Linked DNA regions of Homo sapiens: region 2 is linked to region 1. A link is a loop called in an ENCODE intact Hi-C map of the cell type or tissue named here. Cell type or tissue: body of pancreas. All regions are shown on one strand.

The links. Hi-C counts contacts between places; a loop is a spot of excess contacts. Peaks named below come from ENCODE experiments on the same cell type or tissue, not always from the same donor. Only the 100,000 strongest peaks of a DNase experiment are listed, where the experiment ranks them.
Region 2: a loop joins it to region 1, with 3 times the contacts of the local background. A loop is called at or near these places in 75 of 110 quality-filtered maps.

Annotation. Positions count from the first base shown.
Region 1 is chr19:47,706,210-47,708,709 of GRCh38, reverse strand. No RefSeq gene overlaps it. Among named protein-coding and RNA genes, the nearest start is that of EHD2, 6.0 kb to the left of the region's middle. In body of pancreas, a CTCF peak has its summit at 1,238 (motif pointing right); a DNase peak (open chromatin) is centred at 1,219.
Region 2 is chr19:47,756,086-47,758,585 of GRCh38, reverse strand. It overlaps NOP53 (NOP53 ribosome biogenesis factor), which reads right to left. Exons shown (of 13, transcript NM_015710.5): 11 at 1,982-2,058; 12 at 1,842-1,898; 13 at 1,528-1,587. The coding sequence ends at 1,581. NOP53-AS1 (NOP53 antisense RNA 1) reads left to right here. Exons shown (of 3, transcript NR_132382.1): 3 at 1,309-1,550. Among named protein-coding and RNA genes, the nearest start is that of SNORD23, 1.5 kb to the right of the region's middle. In body of pancreas, no CTCF peak of the experiment used is centred here; a DNase peak (open chromatin) is centred at 1,065; H3K27ac peaks cover 1,544 bases.

The DNA.
Region 1 (2,500 bases):
AAAAAAATTATCTATTTATTTATTATTTATCTATTTTTTGAGACGGAGTCTCACTCTGTCACCTAGGCTGGAGTGCAGTGGTGGGATCTCAGCTCACTGCAAGCTCCGCCTCCCGGGTTCACACCATTCTCCTGCCTCAGCCTCCTGAGTAGCTGGGACTACAGGCACCAGTCACCACGCCCGGCTAATTTTTTTGTATTTTTAGTAGAGACGGGGTTTCACTGTGTTAGCTAGGATGGTCTCGATCTCCTGACCTCATGATCCGCCTGCCTCGGCCTCCCAAAGTGCTGGGATTACAGGCATGAGCCACCCCGCCCAGCCAAAATTTTTTTTTTTTTTAAGAAACAGCTGTTTTCCTATAGTGCTTTATTTCACACGTGGAGGGAGTAGTTCTAGAGCTAGGAAAGGGGATGGTCCATCCCTCTGAGACCCCAGATATCAATTTCCCACCCACATACAACCCCAGGGGGCCCATTGCCATGGCTCATGCCTGTAATCCCACCACTTTGGGAGGCTGATGCGGGAGGACTGCTATAGGCCAGTGAGACCCCTGTCTCTACAAAAAATAAAAATAAAACAATAAAAATTAGCCAAGTGAGGTGGTATGCACCTACTCAGAAGGCTGTGCCAGGAGGATCCTTTGAGCCCAGGAGTTCGAGGCTTTAGTGAGCTGTGATTGCACCACTGCACTCCAGCCTGGGTGACCCAGTGAGACCTTCTCTCTCTCTGTCTGTCTGTCTGCCTCTCTCTCTCTCTAAGACAAGGTCTGGCTGTATCGCCCAGGCTGAAGTGCAAGCAGTGGTGCAATCTCAGCTCACTGCAACCTCCATCTCCTGGGCTCAAGCAATCCTCTCATCTCAGCCTCCCCAGTAGCTGGGATCACAGACGCACACCACCACACCCAGCTAATTTTTTTTTTTTTTTTGTAAAGACCGGATTTCGACATTTTGGCCAGGCTAGTCTCGAACTTCTGACCTTAGGTGATCCACCTGCCTCTGCCTCCCAAAGTGCTGGCATTACAGGAGCAAGCCACTGTGCTGGGCCGAGACCCTGTGTCCTAAAAACAACCAAAAAATAAACAAACAAAACACTTCCAGGGGCCTGCAGAGAAACAGGGTGCATCACCCCGGTCCAGCCGCCACAACCACCCACCTGGACTCACAGCAGTTGCCTCCTCGCTGCGCTTGGTTTCCACCCTTACCCCTCGTCTATTCCCGCAAACAGCCACCAGAGGGTGCTGGGGAACCTAAGTTCGCTCAGGGCCCTCCTGAAGCTCCCGTCTCAGTGTAACAGCGAAATCATCCCCATGGAGGACACGGTCCCGCACGATGAGGTGCCCTTTGTTCCCCCTCGGACCTCACCTCCAGACCTCTCCCCATCACTTATGGGCTGCAGCCGCATTGGCTTTTTCGCTGTTCCTCGACACTCCAGGCAGGCTCCTGCCACAGGGCCTTTGCACTGGCGGTTCCCTCTGCCTTGGATGCTCTTCCCTGAGAGCTCTCCTGTGGCTTCCTCCCTCTTTTCCTGCATGTCTCTGCTCAAATATCACCTCCTCAAAGAATCTTTCCCTTCCCACCTGATCCCGAGGGCCCTGATGTGCAGTTGGGCAGGTTGTTCACTGCACAAGGCACTCACTGAATGGGTGAGAGGGGACTGGAGCCCAGCTCATGCTCTGCTCTTCAAATTCTGGGCCCAGGAGAGAGGGGTGCCCTTTTCTAGTTCACACAAAGGCATACTAGGGCCTGACAGCTGTCTTGCCCACTTGCGGAGTCCTAATTAGGGAGAGTCAGGCTGCTGAGAATGCAGGAAAGCAAAAAGATAAAGCAGCTAAGTTACAGGTCTGCCTTTCTTTACTGTCCAGGACATAGCCCTCCTATACAAATAACTCAATCTTCCTGCGCCCAAGTATCACCAGACACCTGCAAGTGAGCTCACTGTAACCCTGGCATTATCAGTACTGCACAAAGCCCTCTTCAGCACACAACATGAACTCTCCTATATGCCGGGCATGGTGGCTCACGCCTGTAATCCCAGCACTTTGGGAGGCAGAGGCAGACGGATCACTTGAGGTCAGGAGTTCGAGACCAGCCTGGCCAACATGGTGAAACCCCATCTCGACTAAAAATACAAAAATTAGCTGGGCATGGTGATGGGTGCCTGTAATCCCAGCTACTCAGGAGGCTGAGGCAGGAGAATTGCTTGAACCCGAGATGCGGAGGTTGCAGTGAGCTGAAATCATGCCACTGCACTCCAGCCTGGGTGACAGAGCGAGACTCTATCTAAAAAGCAAATGAAAAAACCAACTCCATCCTATACAACCCCCAGCAAGCCTTTGTTTCCTTGCAGTCAGCTTCTCCCTGGCTGTGTTGCCCATTGCAACTTTGCAATATATTTTCCTACTTTATTTCATAAATCTGCCTTTTTTTTTTTTTTGATGGAGTCTCACTCTGTTGCCCAGGCTGGAGTGCAGTGGTGCAGTCTTGGCTCACTGTAACCTCTG
Region 2 (2,500 bases), 50 kb before region 1:
GCCTGGTTAAGAAACACAAGGCACACCCTCGTAATGGGATTCCACACAGCCACAAAACAGAAGGAAGCAGTTCTGTACAGACACAGAATTACCTCCAAGATGCACTGACAGCAAGCTGCAGAATCACGCACAGTGTGATCCTAAGACACCAAAAAAAAAAAAAACCAATTCTATCCTCACAAGTACATGCGTGAAATTTACGTTAGTTTTTTGGGGGGTGGGGGGGTCGAGACAGGGTCCTCTTTGTCATCCAGGAGAGACTGCAGTGGCGCAATCTCAGCTCACTGTAGCCTCCACCTCCCAGGTTCAAGCGATTCTCCTACCTCAGCCTCCCCAGGAGCTGGGACTACAGGTGCACACCACCATGCCTGGCTAATCGATTATGTAATTTAATAGAATCACACAGGGAGCATAATCACTCAAACCACACTGCAGTGACTGCTTGACAGGCAGCTCCAGAACAGGGGCGTGGATGTGACTGGAGGGCAAAGGTCAACAGTGACAGACACGTTTTGACAATGATTTACAGTGAGAATAAGTTTTTCGTTTCTTGTAAAGATTTTAAAAACGTTTTCAAAATAGGCACAGAAGGGAGGAAAATTACCTCATTTTATGTGCCTCTGTTTCCTCACCTTTGTTACTTAAGTTTTTGGTACAGGTCTCCCTCTGTCACCCAGGCTGCAGTGCAATGGCGTGATCATGGCTCACTGCAGCTTCCACCTCCCAAGCTCAGGTGATCCTCCCACCTCAGCCTCCCCAGTAGCTGCGACCATAGCTGCATCCCACCATAACTGGCGAATTTTTGGTAGAGATAGGGTATGGCTATGTTGCCCAGGCTGGTCTCAAACTCCTGGGCTCAAGTGATCTGCCCGCCTCAGCCTCCCAAAGTGATGGGATTACAGGAGTGAACCACTGTGCCCAGCCCTATTTCCTCACCTTTAAAATGGGAATAAGTACAGCCCTCATTGGTTAGGCCGCTGTGAGTTCAGTGAGTGAATCCACCTGCTTAAACCCGATAGCAGGTGTTCTATCGGCAGAGGTCAGCTGCCACCACTCCTTCTATCAGTGTGGCAAGAGCTGCTACGTCACCCGCAGCAGAAGGAACTGGGCTATTCTCCAAGTCGGAATCCAGTGGGGGAACCTCCTCCTCACCTCTGCTTCACCTCCCACCTCCAGACAGGCCATAAGCCCCGCGCCCTCTGCTTCACCTCCCACCTCCGGCCAGGCCATAAGCCCTGTGCCCTCTGCTTCACCTCCCAACTCCGGCCAGGCCATAAGCCCTGCGCCCTCTGCCTGCTGTCTTTTTAGGATCTGCCCAGGCTTGGAAGGGCTGCCAGCTTCACAGCTATTGGACAGACCACGATCCAGTCGGCTGATGACCCCTTCAGACACACCCTAGGCCCTCACCAGGCTCTGGCGGTGAGTTCTGGCACCTACATGCTTGTGCGCCACGGGGGGACACGCAGAGTCTGCACCCGGGAGCAGCCGCCCGCAGGAGGCACACAAGCCACACGTGGAGCCCACTGATCAGCTAGAAGAGATTTTTTATTGAAGGGCGAGTCTCCGGCATCTGATGGCAGCTACAACCTGGGGACAGAGGAAAGGAGCTGAGGGTGGGTGAGAGGGTGCCCCATACCCCCTGCCGACCTGACACCCCCTGCCTTTCAGTTTCCCTTTGGGGACCCTCCCAACCCCGCTCTGGTTTCAGGGCCTCTTCTGGGCATGGCCAAGGGGGTGTGGCTCAGCCACTAGCCACACTCTGGAAGGGGCCCTGGGACTCGGTGGGCACCACGGGGTGGGAGAAGGGCTCCCTTCCTTGCGCCGAAGCCGGGTGGACTCACTGGATCTCACGGAACGCCCGCTTCTCCACCAGCTTCACCTTGTACTTGCGTTTGAACCTGGAGCAGGGACAATGGAGCAATCAGTGCCCGGGGCCAATCCCAGATGCCCTCGCCCCACAGCAGCCCCGGCCGCCCCTTACTTGGCTCTCTCTCGAGGCTCGATCATATTCCTCCTCTGGAAGCTCTTGAACCGGTCTCGAAGGATGTTGCCCTCGGGCTACAGGACAGAGAGGGAGGCCTCAGCAGGGCCTGGCAGAAGCCCAAGGGCCTGGACCTCTCCTCGGGGTCCTGGCAGGGCTCAGCCCCATGCAGTCTCCCCCCAGGGCAGCCTGTGGGCACCAGGGACTCAGCCTGGCCCTCAGCTGCTGGGGCTCAGTGTTGGGATGACAGCCACCAACCTATGGCCATCTCTAAGCTGGGCTTAGAGGAGTCACGGGAAGTGGGCTGGTGACGACACAGAAAAGGGGACAGCGAGGGCAAAGGCTGGATCAGAGGGAGAAGGCACAGTCCGCTCATGAGCACAACTGGCTGGAGCCCCACGGCCGGGTCGGCCCAGGCGTGTGGCTGACAGAGGAGCTGGGCTTCCTCAGGGGCACTGGGGAGCCACAGCAGGTTCCGAGCAGGGGAGGGACAGGGTTGGTTCTGAGCTTCAGGAAGGT